Linked DNA regions of Homo sapiens: region 2 is linked to region 1. The links are chromatin loops, found by intact Hi-C in ENCODE. Cell type or tissue: endothelial cell of umbilical vein. All regions are shown on one strand. Each heading gives the region's core, and the rest is flanking DNA. Links, peaks and the distances in the headings are about the cores only.

Region 1 (8,347 bases), core at 100-8,099:
ATCACATGGACACAGGAAGGGGAATATCACACTCTGGGGACTGTGGTGGGGAGTGGGGAGGGGGGAGGGATAGCATTGGGAGATATACCTAATGCTAGATGACGAGTTAGTGGGTGCAGCGCACCAGCATGGCACATGTATACATATGTAACTAACCTGCACAATGTGCACATGTACCCTAAAACTTAAAGTATAATTAAAATAATAATAATAATAACAGTAATAATAAAAAAAATTTATATATTTATTTACTGATGATAAAAACTAATGTGAAAGGAAACTTGTTATTAGAGGTAGAGAAGTTGAGGAGTCTATTTGTTCTTATTGTTGTACTCTAAGTTCATAGCAAAATATAATGAAATTTAATGATCTGTAACATAATTGTTCATGTAGTTGATATAATTAGATATGATTATAAAGCTACTTGCCAGTAGAAGATTGTGGCAAAAAAGATGATTTTTTAAAAATAAAAACTATATTTTATACTTATATATGCATCTTCTATAATTAATTTAAATTCTTATTCATTTATAATAAATACAAAATGGTGAAAAGAAAAAAGGTAACTGAATCATTGATGAAAGAATCAAAGAAAAACACATTTATATTGAGGTAAATTGTTTCCATTGACCTAGTTATCTTATTTGAAGCTTTAAAAAAATCTGACCATTAAATAGATAATACAATGAGATAGTTTTTAAATATTAAAATGATACTATTTCTTATAGCTAAAAATGCAAAAATTGTAACTTTTTTTTTTTTGAGACAAAGTTTTGGTTTTGCTGCCTAGGCTAGAGTGCAATGACATGATCTCAGCTCACTGCAACCTCCACCTCCCGGGTTCAAGCAATTCTCCTGCCTCAGCCTCCCGAGTAGCTGGGATTACAGGCACCTGCCACCATGCCCAGCTAATTTTTGTATTTTTAGTAGAGATAGGGTTTCAACATGTTGGCCAGGCTGGTCTCAAACTTCTGACCTCAGGTGATCCGCCTGCCTCGGCCTCCCAAAGTGCCAGGATTACAGGCATGAGCCACTGTGCCCAGCCTGTAACCTTTAAATGTAGGCCTAGGAGCCACCACAACTTTGATATTTTTAATGAAAATATATGATGTGGAGAGAATTACATCAGAAATGCCAAGGAAGACTCAACTTGACCCTAAGGTTCCACTTCATCTGTTTTTTTAGCAACATTTTAATTTAACCTTCAGCATCATGATGGTACAAAGCACTGAGAATCAGCTGTAAAAATCACCATAGAGACCACAGCATGTTCTCAGGTCACAAAAATGAGGTCTCTCCATTCTGCCAAAGAAGTTTCCTGCATCTGGCAGTGCTGCAGGTAGCAGACAGGGATTATCCATTGCGTGATTGTAAGTAGCAAATATACACAAATCAGCACTAATAAAGGACAAGTTTATCAAGAGGACAAAACTGGTCACTTCAAAAGCATCCGAAGAAATAAAATATAGTTGGTCCACCTGGAAAATGAAAAAAAAAGTTTTAAAACCTCAATACTTCCTTTCATCTCTCTCCGAGTGGCACGGCCCTGATTCTCTCTGTACTTCTGGGCATCTCTTTGCCCCCATAAATTATCTTGGACTTGGCTTTGGTTTGCTGTCCTTTGTCAGGTCTTGCCCTGAGCTTTCAGTTCAAGTACTTAGCATTGTCTGACTCGTCGGCTCAATGTCCATGTTCAGCATCTCAAGAAAAAGAATCTGATTGGTTCAGTTTAGGTCAGGGTTCTCCAAGTGGCCTAATAGACAGTGATAGTGGGAGAGACTTTAGTATACATCTTTACAGAAACTGTGACCAGTGAAAATACACTTTCTATTATCCAAAGTTTTGTGAAATCCTTAGGTAGTAAAGGAGTAAAGCAGGCTGTGGTGATAATATATTCCCAGTTCCATTCTGGAATTTTACCATTAATAATTCAATCACACCTTTACTTCTCCACTGATTTTACGAAATTAAGACACACACACACATACACACACATGTACAATGTCTGAGTTATAAAACAGTTGACAGAAAATTAAAGTTGTTATATTAATCGTTGACCTACTATAAGAATGAGAACCCAATTAGCAAATATTTATTGGTTCCCTTAAGTGAGCTCAGCACTGACAGCATTGGAGTGGAGGATGAGAATAACAAATGATGAAACTGATACTCAATTTTTTTGAGTGTCAGTAAACAAATGATAAAATTGATAATTGATACTCTTTAATACTCAAGTTTTTCCTAAGTCATGAGAATTCCCAACTCCCAAAGGACCCACCGTTTGTGGTGGTTCCCAGTTGGCTCATAGCTATATTCTCTCTATAGCCTATATATTCTTACTGTTTGCCTGCCCATTACTGCTGCTCAATTCTTGCCACTTCTCCAATTACACTCTTACTTCTCAGAACTTTCCCCTTCAACTGACTTTAAATGGAAGAGGGTTTCTAGAAAACGTCCTTAGGCAGATTTTTGTGAGGGCAAGGAAGACACATAGTTGCCTGTTTGGGAGGTTGAATAAATTATCTCTGACTTGGATCACTATTCTAAATGGGATGTGGTGCCACTCAATATTCTCAAATCTGGAAATGTGTCCCACTTTCTCCAGAGACTAGATTTGGAAATAAGAGAACACAGTACATCTTGCGAACTGTGAAAAGGTCAAAGTTTGCAAACTCAAATGCTTTGAAGACGAAAGCAGATAAGTAAAATGAGTAAAGCTAGCTGGATATAATATATCACATGGTATGGGAACCATAAAAACTTGGTAGTAATTCTGAGGTAGAAAATGCATTTTGGGTACAGTGACTATAGTTTTTCCATGCAGTGTGTAAAATCTTCTGTGGTAGAGAAAATCCATCAGAAGTGTTATCTGCTCTGCAAACCTTCCTTCCTTCTACCCTTGGCTGTGTTTTTTTATCCACAAACAGCAAAAATAAGTTTTAGAGAAAGTGAAATTAGATGAGAAAGGAAAAAAATTAGTGGAAAGAAATGAAGACAGATTCATGAGCCCTGGTTCACCTGTGTCTTCCTGTATGAAGTATCTTTACAGGCCTAAAATCTTGGAAGTTTGCGGGCTCCAAAGTGAAGCCATTCTTTTTCCACCTCGGTGACCCAGTGACTTTCTTTTTTTTTTTTTTTTTTTTTTTTGAGAGAGAGTCTCGCTCTGTCGCCCAGGCTGGAGTGCAGTGGCTGCGATCTTGGCTCACTGCAACCTCCGCGTCCCGGGTTCACGCCATTCTCCTTTTCTTTTTTAAGAATTGAGGAATTGCAATTTGGTAGCTGAGATAAGAGCTTTCAAGAAAACAAATGTTTTCTTTAAGAGCCATTTGTCTAGTTCATTCACAAAGAAACAAAGCTATTGCCATCTAGTGGTTTAACTCAAGAAATTCAGTAAAGCAAGTTTTTCCATGAAGTTTCACATTAATATTTTCGTGTGGCCCTGAATATAAAAACATTTGTTTGTAGAAAGCAATTCTTAATACACTTTTTCAAATTAAGGATTCAGACTTGGCCACTTAGCTCTTTCTTTTCAAGTTATATTCTCTATTAAGTAGGATTTGAATTAAAACACACAAAAACCTCATAATTGAAAAAAAATTAATGAAAGATGATGTTACACTGAAGAAATTGCCAGATATTAGACAGCCAAAACCAAATAATAAAATTAAATTAATGGTGAAATTAATAGTTCTAACAAAATTTTAAAGGGAACTTTATAAAATAAATAGGTATATGTTATATACAGTTATATAACAATGTTTTCTAAAATATAGTCTAAAACTACATACAGTCCCTTGCTTTTGTTAAATACACTATTATAGCAAAATTGGCTACAAAAGTATATTTTATTAAATATTAATTTATCATTGACTTTTATTATAAAATTTAAAATGTATTTCTATAACACTATCCAATCTAAAAACCTTTGACATTTATACTTATAAAAATTACATCTGGAAGTCCAGAAACATTTTATTTATAGGTAAACTCAGAAAATTCACAGGTATCATTTACTTTCTGCATGGGTATAAGTTTTTGCAGTACTAAGTAAAATGGAATCACTCTATTCTATAGAACGATTTTATTTCTAATAACGGCATGAGAGACAAGAGCTCCCATAGATGTCTGGACTCCATCTGACCATGAAAAATATTTTCCCAGGTTCTCCTTGGACATTTCAGATCACCATTAGCTCAAGTATTGTCAAGAGAAAACTATTTTTTTTTCAATTCCTGAGTATTCTGATACCACTTTTAAAGCAATTTTTTTCACTTTGGAGACTATAATAGCTTAAACGGAATTAAACAGAATAGAGTTTAATTCTCATCCTTGGTCTAGAGAGTACCATAGTGGAATATATCCAGCATGAGACAAACAAGATGCCAAGTCTTTTCTAGAGTAATCTAGACTTTCTAGTAGTCTTCTAGAGTAGATATACAAGTTTAAAGGGGAGATGAACTAAACAGAGGAACAAAGAGGCTCACTTTATGATTCCCGTGTAAAATAATAAAACCCTTTATTCTGAAAACAGTCTGGGCCAAAGACTGCCATGACACCCTGGATAGTTTATGGTAAAGGGAGGAAGGTGTATACTTGTCCTCACCCTGCAGCCCCCTCCATTGTTGTCAGGGTTCAGGTAACTACAGAGCCTGCTGTGGAAAGTAAGAACAGACTCGAGGTCTGGAGTAAGATTTGATTTTGTCATCTAGTAAGAAGGCAACATGCAACATGTGAGCTCACACAAGTCAAAGTTGGATGACCATACTCCCAATTTCTTGGTTAAATATGCAGTCTACCTTTATATTCACAAGAGGAAGGAAAAAAAAAGACAGTGGATTTTTCTTTAGGTATGTTAAGTTACTAGGCAAGCCAATCAAGGCAAAATATTGTAACGCTGCCAAACTTCAAGAGCTATTTGTAAAGTGTGCTGATAACCTCTTTTGAAACAGGTCATGGTATTTGTCTAGAGGAAATAAGTCATAAGGGTGTAGGTGTATCTGTTTGTAAAAATGCCATCCTTTTCTCTAAATTATACAATCTATAGTTGTGTTTATTACAGGGGATACTTTCTTCTTCAAAATCTCATTAAAAATACAGAGCATGGCTCCTTCCCACTCAAATAATGAATTTGAATCTTTGGGATTGGGGTTCAAACATCTCTATTTCTAGCAAGCTCTCCAGGTCATTCTGATGTGTCTAAGAACCACTCTTCTAGACTTCATTACCAAAACCAATAAGACTAAATACTTAAAAAAGATTTTAAGGCAATCAAGGGTGAAAAAGTAGAACAACAGGTCTTATTTAATAACCACTTAGCTGGAGGACTGGCAGATCAACAATGAGATACCCAAATTACAATACCATCTGTGCAGGGAAGCATTCTTTAATAAGTCTTATTACCACATGTGGCAACCTGATAAAATCTCTGTGAAAGAGTGGAAATATTCCAGACAAGTAATTTCATTTATTAATTCAAGTGTTATTTATTGAGTATCAGGTACATGCTAGGAGCTATGTTAGGCACTGGAATTACAAGGAGAAAAGGTCCTTCCCTTTAGGAAGCACTTATTGTAAAAAACTGTTTTTAGACTTCAGTGTGGATAAAAATCACTTTGCATACTTTTTATGAATGCAGACTCTTGGTATCTAATTATGAAGAATGATAGTTTAATTAGTAAGACATAAAGTAAGCCAATACTGATAATACAAGTGGTAGGTTTTGAGATATACAAGCTAGGCATGGTGGCTCACACCTGTAATCCCAGCACTTTGCAAGGCAGAGGTGGGAGGATCACTTGAACCCAGGAGTTCGAGATCAGCATGGGCAACATGACAAAACTCCATCTCTACAAAAAAATACAAAAATTAGCCGAGTGTGGTGTTGCATGCCTGTAGTCCCAGCTATTCTGGTAGCTGAGGCAGAGGGATCACTTGAGCCTGGGAGGTAGAGGTTGCAGTGAGCCATGATGGTGTCACTAAACTCTAGCCCGAGTGACAGAGTGAGACACTGTCAAAAAAAAAAAAAAAAAAAGATATACAAAGATGGTCATTTGATCGCCTATCCAGATCAAGAGGGAAGGGGAAATATCAGGGATCGTTTTTTGTAGAAGATGATAACAATTTGAATTCCTTAATGAAAACTAGGAGCTTTCTAGATGAAAAAAGGTGGGAGTCAGGCAATGGCAGTGAATGATGAGAAAATGTACCATACATTAGGCACTAAATCTTATGTCTGGGTGTGGAAGTTGAAGGTAAAGTACAGTGCAGATAGGATGGGTAAATAAGCAGGACCAGGTTATGAGGAGTCTTGTGTCCTAAAGAGTTTTAACTTTACCCAGAAATAAATGGTGAATCATTGAAGTATTTGAGGTAGAGTTTGACCTTGTCAGAATTGGGTTTTAGAAAAAAGCATTCTGATACTACTGAATGAATGGGTTGGGTGATTCAAGAAAGGGAGAGTAACAGGAAGGTCAGGCAGGTAGAAAGTTGATATGATACTTAAAGCAAGGAATGTGAAAGCCTACCTTAAGGTAGTGTTGCTGGAGTGGAGAAGAGAGAAAGGAGAGATGCTAAAGTGATTAAACTGATGATACATGGAGAAAAAGGTGGGGTCGGTTGGGTAGCGGGGTGAAGAGAAGAAGGTAGAGTGAAGGATGACTCCCAGGTTTCTGGGTTGATTCTACTCATCTCATCTCTTTAGTGATAGTGTTTCCTCTTTTTAATTGGGAAGACCTTCCCTTTGCCATCTTTGTGCCAAGCACTTTGTACTTTAAGTAGCTGTATCATTTGTTGAGTGCTTACTATGTTCCAGGCATTACTATGATAAATACATTATCTCACTATAGAAGATGCTGTCAATGCCCTATCCATATCCCCTTGGCCCCATCTAGGAGTCACCTGCAGCCTTAGTGGATGGTTCCTATAAAAACAAAGCTTTCTACTTCAAGTCATGGATTTTCTGTGAGAGGGCTTTCTCTGTGTTCTGGACTATACCTGACCTGTGCTCAGGGGAGGCCAGAAGTGTCTGGGACGCTTGCCCAGGAGAAATTCTCAACCAGCGAGGAATGGGAAGTTAAGGATAACTACCCTTCCCAGCTTCCTAGCCCTGTGATGAAGAATCCCTGGTAGGATTTGGCCTCTTCTTCACCCAGGGGGTATGTGCTTGTTAACTGAGCCATTATTGGCTTTTCTCCTTGTCTCACATCATCACACTCTCACCTCCCAAATAAACTACTTGCACTCAAATTTTCATCTCAGATTGTGCTTTTGGGGAAACCTAAATTAAGGTACTCGATGCTCATTGCAACCCAATGAGGATGGTAAGAACTATTCCTGTCACCATTTTATATGTGTGTAAACTTATGCTTGGAGAGGTTAAATCAATTATCCCTATCACTTAGCTGGTAAATGCTAAAACCTGGATTCAAATCCAAAGGCTGTGATCTTAACACTAGGCTATATTGCCAGTCCTGAATTCCAAGATGCAAACTAGGCATCACTAGCTGTGGATTGAAAGCCAGAGGAAGCCTGCTTCAGTGCCTTTTAGGCAGCACTGAAACTGACTACTCTTTTCAGATTTCAATTCTTATTATTACAAATGCTGAGCCTGAGACTCGTCTGCCAGCACATCTTCCCTTTCCTCATGCCCACTTTAGTTGGTTAAAAATTCACTGTGTAGTTTCTTCCCCTTTTCTGAGCCTGGTAGTAATATAGAATTTAGAAGCTGGCCAGGTCATTTTTGAAGAAGGTCAGATGTAGTCACATAATGGCAAAAAGTGGTATGATGCATCAACCATTCTTAATTCTTTTTTCTACTTGTCAGATTTGCCTGCAGTACTTTCTTGGTTCAGTTCCTGGTTAAGAATTTGAAGTGAAATTGAATGATGAAAGGAAAAGGGCAATTGCTACTTGAGGTCAAGAAAAATAATGTGTCCAGAACCCAGCAGCAGCTCAGACTTTTCTCTCCTTGTCTACAATGTAAATGATTCATGTTGAAGGGAAGTACAGAGGAGAACCATGGAAAGCGGAAGATTTAATGTCAATTCCTTCATGAACTAGCGATGTGACATTAAGCAAATCACCTAACTTCTAAAGATCGTGCCTGGGCAGAGTAGTTTATGCCTATAATATGAACACTTAGAGAGGCCGAGGCAGGAGGATCACTTAAGGCCAGGGGTTCAAGACTAGCCTGGGCAACATAGAAAGACCCCACCTCTACAAAAAATTGTAAAAAAAGATCTTGGTTGTCATCTGAAAGAATAATTTCAAGTATGGATGGTCTGAAAGAATAATTTCAAGTAAGTTCTTTTCTAGTTTAAACATTTCTGTGGTTCTATCAAGCCCTGAG
Region 2 (8,347 bases), core at 241-8,240, 270 kb before region 1:
CCTTTGTCTCTTTCTTACCTTCTCTAAACAGTCAGCACAATACCTATCAAGCAATGGAGTAGGATGACTCTTAGCAACAATATCAAACTGTTCCAACCAAGAATTACGTCTCCCATAATCTGTCTGAAGTATCAGTATACCTCAACACTATGCGGAAATACTACAGAGTAGATGACACTAAAGGAGTTCCTTTACTCCTTTGTACAAAGGTACAAAGTAATTCTACAAAGGTAGAATTACTACCTTTGTAATTCCTTCTATTGCTAAGTAGGAAACCAGAACAAAATTCAAATTCCAAAGGAAAGACATCTACAAATTAAATAATCCTACAATAACTGAGGAAATAATATTATCTGTAGTATCAACCTACTTTGTCTTTTACATACATGCATATATACACCAACATACACACGTGAGAGGCACTGTTACACAGACACAGGAATTCTGAAATGCTCTAACTTAAAATCATTCTCATTTTAAGCACAGAAAACCACCAAGACTTTCTCATTCCTTTACATCTTCCCCCATATTAAGGAACCCAGCATGAAGGAGAGGAAGCTGTTTATAAGAAATTATTAATTACCTATTGTATTTTTCCCTAGCTCTAGTCCAGGAGAAGGATTTGTTAAAATCAGCTGAAATTTTTCATCTCCTTCTGGAATGTCATCATCAAGAATCATGATATTGACATTTTTATACCTTTCTCCATCAGCAAAATGAAGAATCTGGTCAAAAAGGTAAAAGCAGAATGTATTATATTTATATACACTGTGAGTTTCTATAGAATGTTTGGAAAGAAATACAATATAGTTGTGAATGTAAAGAATAAGCTATTTTACATTGAATTTTGTCTCCTTATATTTTGGTTTATATCTTTTTATTTAAATTGGCAACATTAAGTTTAAAAAGTAAAAATTAAGAGGGGGCTGGGTGCATTGGCTCACGCCTGTAATCCCAGCACTATGTGAGGCCGAGGCGGGCTGATCACTTGAGGCCAGGAGATTGAGAGACCAGCCTGGCCAACATGGTAAAATACACTAAAAATATAAAATACAGTAAAAATACAAAAAAAATTAGCATGGTGGTGGCCACCTGTAATCCCAGCTACTCAGGAGGCTGAGGCAGGAGAATTGCTTGAACCTGGGAGGTGGAGGTTGCAGTGAGCCGAGATCGCACCACTGCACTCCAACCTGAGTGAGAGAGCGAGACTTTGTCTCCAAAAAAATTATAGGGGAAGAGAAGAAAGTAAACATTTGGCTAAGAAATAAAAGGCATGAAGAGACCAAGTAAAAGTATTTTAAAACACTAAACGTGTTTCAGTGAGCAAAAACAAAGAAATGAAAGAGTTAAAATTTTCGTGAAGTGTAAGAAACATTCTGGGAAGATTATCTAATGATATAAATTCTTTAATATTACAGCTTGTATTCTCTAGTATCAAATACTGTAATGAAATAGTTAATGCATACAGAATAACATTTAGAATAGTAATGAAAATTCAATTTATATTTACTAAAATAGTTAAGGGAACTATTTTACCATGAGGAAATCTTCTGTCCTAATTTACTGTGAAAAATACAATGGTTTTTAAGAATAATTTATTTATATGGGACCTAAATCACTGTAATTCTCAAGGAATAATGATTATAAAATAATTTGTAAAAGTCATCTGTGATAGATTTTGAGACCCACCATTGGGGTGAAGATATAATCCAGCCCCACTTGTGCTTCCAAATTCTGAGCATACACAAATAAGGAAACATGGCCAAGAGGTTCTCTGCTCCTCTGGGCTACCAATGTTAAACTTCCATGGGTTTCATTTACTTCAAACCTATAATATAGCAAAAAAACAAAAACAAACAAAAAAAATTAATTTTTCCCTTAGAAACTTTTATTTGGTAGATAGTAAATAATATGAAACCCAGAAGAGGGCTCTCATGCAGCCTTGGCCTTACCTGCTTTGTTGCCATTCAATTACACCTCGGGCCCCATCATTGGCATCAATAATAACTTGTGCAGTCAAACCTTCTGAATCTTAAAAAACATAGAAGCATATCTTAAAATACATATAAATGATTAAAAATATTTTTGATATAGGATTTAAAGACAGTCCCTTTGAAATTATATAATTCATAATGTACAGGTATTATCAACATTACTCAAAAGATGTTTAAGAAAATAAAGAGACAATGCTTATCACGTCTGAATAAGGACACTTTTGGCTAACAAGAGCCACTGATTTATAGAAATTTAATCAACTGAGAACAGTATAAAATAATAAACAACTGAGATTACTATTTTGTTTCTATTATTTTAATTAGTTAAAACATATTTGGCATCTCTATTCTATAATATCACTATTTCAGGAGGAAAGGAAAATGGGGACAGTTGGAAGGAGTAGAAAGAGCAAAAAAAAATGAAAAATAAATGAAAGAAGTGCAAGGAAAGGTACAGAGAAAACAGAGGTGTGCAAAAGAGACACAGAGAGACATGGACACAAACAGAAGTAGAGACACATGGGAAAGATGGGGAAAAAGTTTGGTGAAGTCAAGAGAGATTAATATCAAAGTAAACTTATCTTCCCTTTTTATTTTTATTCTATCCACCAAACTTAGTATGTTACCAATACCTTAAAATATTAACTAACTCTGCTCCTGGTTGGCTTTTTGGTTTCAGTCTTAAAATATTACTAACCCTGCTCCTGGGCTAGTCTTAAAATATTAACTAATCCTGCTCCTGATTAGTGTTTTGGTTTGGTTTTGATTTTTGTTTTTAATACTTTGTTCTTTACCTTTTAAATTTCAGAGGTGCTACCTTAGTCTAGGACACTTATGGTAGCTGCCTGGATGGGGAAAGGGTAGGGAGAGTGTAATTCTCTGTAGAGTGAAAAGAACAACACTGTCCAGGAAAGCATATAAAATCAGGGTTTGCATCCATCAGACAAGAGGCTAAAAAGCAGAGATTCTAAAATCAGACCACACCATTGAAGTCAGCTCTACCAGTCTCCAGCTGTGTGATTTGGGGCATATTACGCAGCTTCTCTTAGCCTAAGCTACCTCATCTGTAAAATGAGAAGAATGTAAGTAATGATATTACTAATCTACAAAGCACTTGAAATAGGAGCATTAGAAACCACTCAACAGAAGTTAACTATTCAAATTATCTCAGTAAGAGGATGAAAGAAATATGAATTGTTTTGTTAGTTGTCTTAGTGTGAATAATAATTATCTTGTAATAATACTTGATGTAAACAGCCTACTCATTGGAATCATCTATTTCTTTAGCAAAAGAACTGAATTTATTCAAACAATAGGTTAGAAACTGATTATTTCCTTTCAATATTTTCAAAGTTATCACAGTGAGCTTCAGAAATGAATGAGGAATGCCTGTTTCCCAGGCCACTGCTCCTGGCCATGCTTCTCTTCCTTTAATCCAAATTAACTTTCCCCTGTCCAGCACTCCTTCTAACCAACTCAGCACCACCCTCTAGTGGGCCATCACACCTACAGGCTTCAGACAAAATTTCCCAGTAGTAAATGTCCACACTGAAAGAGGAGTTTGTGTTTAAACATAGGAATACATCTTTTCAAAGGAATCTAGATAAGTTTGTACCAAGGCTCAGGTTTTACCTTTCAGTCTGTAATGAATTAACTGAGTCTTTTCTAAAAGCATGAAAAGAAAAAGATAAAAGGTCATGAAAGAAGCAGAGAACACAATAAAGCAACAAAGAAGCAAATATCAGCACTGCTTAACCTAAAAGAAAATAAAAACATCTGAGAGTTTGGAGATCTACTGAAAACAGCTAATTTTAAAAGAAAATGAAAGGAAAATACCTTCCAAAGAGCTATTTTGAGGATTACAAATTTGTTTATAAAATAGTTGTAAAATTTAAAGAGCATCACACAATAATTTTTAATGTCTTTACATTGTTCATTGTAAAAATTGCAATATATGAGAGTATCAAAAATAAATATAAAAGCCCATCATATTTTAACACATAGCTAAGATTAACAAAACAGCACAATGATCACTTCTGATTCAAAAATGAAGTTTCTTCATTTCATTTGAAGTGAGCAAAAAGAAACAAACAAGAAACCCCTCATACCTAGTCTGGGAGGAAATGAAGTTGAAGCAGCCATGGTAAGTCCAACGTAAGTTAAATTCACCAGGAAATATTCTTCTAGCTCTGGTACATCATCCTGAAAAAATTACACTCATTAAATTCCTTTAGTTATACTCTCAAAGTAATTAACCCTCAGAAACTGTTTTTAAATTAAACTGTATAATTAGTATACAGAAGATACAAAAATGCAACCATAAAGTAGACAGATGTAAATTAGAAAAAATAAACATAAACGTATTAAACTTATACTTGGTTGTATAGGAAGTAATTAGGTTGACCCACATGAAACCACTTAAATATTTTAACATTTTAAATATAGATTTATATAATATGTAAACCAATTATATAAATATATAAGCCTAATTATTTTAAGCATAATATGAACAAAACATTTGAAATTACCTTAATATCTAATGTGTAGAAGGAGGAATAGAACACCATGGAAAAAAAAAAAGGCTCTGCAGTTCAAGGAGGCCTAGTACCAAATTCTATAATTTTAAGTAAGTTACTTAAATTTTAGAACTCCCAATTCTACTATCTCTATAACGGGGCAATAATAGCTCCTTTTGGGTGGGAGATTGTAATAATGATCACAAATCATATGTGTAGGGTGGCCTAGAGAAAATGCTTTAAAATTAATAGCTATTATTATTAATCACCAGTCCACATAATAGCAATGAAAACAAGGCAGATACCAAAAACATAAGGATTAGCAAAATCCATGTCAAGAGTGATCAGCCAGCCATCAATATTTACAAAGAAACACAATGTGTATGTATATTTATGCATATATAATGTCAGTACACACTCACCAACATATGCTTTTCTCCTCACTTTATTTAATGGAGTCATGTTTCCATGTGAAAATATAAGTGAAAATCATGGTCTCTAGATTGTCTTATGTAATATATGGACCAACATGAGTTACAAGGTCAGTGATATAGAAGGACTGCTGTGCCTACTCTTAATGTCCCCCACCCCCCACGCAATACTTCCTCCCTACCACTCCCCAGGGCAGCTTGCTCCTATATGCATAGGCCTGCAGTCTCTTAATCTTAGTGCTAATCAGGGAGCAGAAAAGGTTGCAAAGATCTAGGATCAAATAAAGGTGGAAACAAAAACCCAATGTTCAAAAAAATCTAGACTCCTCAGAGAAAAGAAGGGTGACTGTGTATTCTCTGCTTTAAAAACTAACATATCTAAGGAATAATCAATCCATTTATTTATATTGTTATTAATAGAGTATACATTTGAAAGATAACTTACTTGAAAGCTTTATCAAATCTTGTGTTATATCCCATATACTGACATAATATTACCTTTAATTTTACAGCTTTGGAATTTTTATACTGTTATATTAGGTCACAGTGCCACAGTAATCAACAAAATAAGTTACTGACTTCAGTTGGTAGATGGTTTACACCACTTATAATTCTGTAAAAGCACAAGCCTCCAAGATAATAAAATACATTTTAAAATAGAACTCCCAAAATACATAGTAATTGAAAAATATTTTCTCAACTGCAATATTCATGCTTTCTCCCTCTTTCCCTTCCCCTATCCTACACACTATCTCCTACTCCCTCCGTGAGTACCATTTTTATAAACCTCTTGGAACTGTATTTAGGTAACTGATACACTAAGTCCCCAAAACAACATGAGATTCCACAATATGAAAAATTATTTAAAATGCAATTTCAATCATTAATGATTATGCTAAGCTTAATGTAACCATAATCGCATTTTGTGCCATCTGCCTCTGGTGAGTTTCTCCCTATCTCTAATTTAAGTGGTCCTACTACCAACAAAGATTCTGACATACACGGATTTTCTGGTCCAAAGAATCCTTTGAAGTAATCAAAATACTCCTTGAAACCTCTTAGGTCTATGGCATCTCAAAGGTGACTGCCCTAAGAAAATTCTTTATCACGGACATGTCTGTAATAAAATACATAACAGCAGGCCTGTCTATCTAAACAAGAACAGAAACCCCTGTATGATTAAAACAACAACAACAACAACAAAATCAAGAAAAGAAATAAGATGATTTAAAGGTACCAGCAGGGGGAACAAGCAGAAGAGAATTCACCAGGTTTCTGGTATTATAATTGTAGAGTGTCCAAACCTGATATTAAAGTCAGAGTAATTTTTTTTTTTTTTTACTAATAGAAAAAAACTCAGGTAAACTTAGTTTTCATGAAACTTGATGTCTTAAAATGCAAAGTTACTAGAAGTGTCTTACTAAATGTTACCACTTATGTTATAGATAGACTCTTCCATCAATTTCTACCTTCTATGTAGTTACTTCAGGTTTAATACAATAATAAGGAAAAATATATGAGTTATCGAGTTAATGGGTGCAGCACACCAACATGGCACATGTATATATATGTAACAAACCTGCACATTGTGCACTTGTACACTAAAACTTAAAGTATAATAAAAAAAACTTATTAAACTATCTCCCCCTAAGATTAAAAAAAAAAAAGAGTTTTACCTCAAGAATGGTAATGTTGATGGCTGCTGCTGTTTCCCCTTCTTCTAAAATCAGAAAGCCAATGATAGGGACAAAATCAACTTCTGGCTCTGCTAGGTTTCCTACTGTTTGGTTCTTCAGACTCAGCATTCCAGGAACCGTGGTATATGTGACATTGATAGCTCCTAATTGAATAGGTTGCAAAAATGTTTTATAATTATCTAAATGTTTACAATAATATCCCCTTGTGAATTTTTTGCCTTTCCTAAAAGCACCTTTAGTAGCTAGTATTATTGGTCCCAATTCCTCACCCCTTCCTATATCCATAATCTTTACCATGTGATGGCTCATGGGTGTCTCACTGTGGGAAAAGCATATTTCCCTGCCTCTAGACTTTGAATTTGGATATGTGACTTGTTTTGGCCAATAGAACAAGGTAAAAATGATGATGTGCTGGTTCTAACCCTAGACCTCAGGGGGCCTTACACATTTTCACTTGGTCTTTTGTGCTACCATTTGTTCCCGGAGAAGAATGACAGACATATGGAATAGAGCCACCCATGGCCAAGCCCAGTGTAGATTAGTAGACCCACAGACAGCCTAAATTACTGTATGCTGCTGAAATGTTATGTTTGTTAATTACACAGCATTTCTGTGAAAACAGATAATTCCTTTAATCTTTTCAAAGATAAAGAAGTTATAAAGTTCTGTCCTGAATGAAGAAATATTAATTTTCTCCTGTCCCCGATTTATTTTAGCAATGGCTTTCATCCACACAAGTAGAATATTAATAAGCACTTGCCTGGAAACCCCATTCATTCTAGAGTAACACAAACCTAGAGATCCAAATTCTCTGTTGATGAAAAGCTGAATTGTTATGTTAGCCTCTTGTAGTAACACAAATCTTGATGAAAGAGCAAAATTTAAAACTCCATGTGGTTCATCACTGGCTTCTACTGTGAGGACAGCTGCATATCCTTGAGCATCAAGCAGGGCGATTCCGGCTGGTGGAACTCCTAAAAATGTCAGGCAGGAATCTAACAGTGATTTGGCATTAGCTTTTAATCGCTGGAAACATAGCCTCACTCTCTGAAACATTAAGGTAATCAAAAGTGTTCTATTTACTTCTCTAACAAATCTTCAGGTTAACAAAAGCCACATTCCATTTTTCTTTCAGGTGGAAGATCATGAATTTCTTTACTTCACATATTACTGTCATTATTGGTTATACTGGTTATCAGAATTATAGAAATTGAATAGAAACTGAGGAAAGTACCCAGATAATTTGCTTAAAAATGACTCAATTTGGGCCGGGTGTGGTGGCTCACGCCTGTAATCCCAGCACTTTGGGAGGGCGAGACAGGCGGATCACAAGATCAAGAGATTGAGATCATCCTGGCCAACATGGTGAAACCCCATCTCTACTAAAATACAAAAATTAGCTGGGCATGGTAGTGCATGCCTGTAGTCCCAGCTACTCGGAAGACTGAGGCAGGAGAATCGCTTGAACCCGGGAGGCGGCGGCTGCAGTGAACCGAGATCGCGCCACTGCACTCCAGCCTGGTGACAGAGTGAGACCCTGTCGCAAAAAAAAAAAGACTAAATTTGATTTATCCATATAATTGGTCCAAAATTCAAATTGGCTTGTAAGTCTCAAATTAATTTCAAAAAAATTCTACCTTCGGAAATGAATTTTATTCTGTAAGTAACCATTTAGCAAAACGTTTCAGGGCTTCTTTCCTAGTCTATAA

What was found. Hi-C counts contacts between places; a loop is a spot of excess contacts. Peaks named below come from ENCODE experiments on the same cell type or tissue, not always from the same donor. Only the 100,000 strongest peaks of a DNase experiment are listed, where the experiment ranks them.
Region 2: it touches region 1 in a loop (7-fold over the local background); 6 of 110 quality-filtered maps call a loop at or near these places.

Annotation. Positions count from the first base shown.
Region 1 is chr5:90,434,882-90,443,228 of GRCh38, reverse strand. No RefSeq gene overlaps it. Among named protein-coding and RNA genes, the nearest start is that of CETN3, 29 kb to the right of the region's middle. In endothelial cell of umbilical vein, for the core only: a CTCF peak has its summit at 3,383 (motif pointing left); a DNase peak (open chromatin) is centred at 3,338; H3K4me3 peaks cover 434 bases; H3K27me3 peaks cover 525 bases.
Region 2 is chr5:90,704,665-90,713,011 of GRCh38, reverse strand. It overlaps ADGRV1 (adhesion G protein-coupled receptor V1), which reads right to left. Exons shown (of 90, transcript NM_032119.4): 37 at 7,433-7,612; 38 at 6,618-6,781; 39 at 4,103-4,196; 40 at 1,953-2,031; 41 at 1,690-1,828; 42 at 584-725. Among named protein-coding and RNA genes, the nearest start is that of ADGRV1, 150 kb to the right of the region's middle. In endothelial cell of umbilical vein, for the core only: a CTCF peak has its summit at 3,490 (motif pointing left); a DNase peak (open chromatin) is centred at 3,471.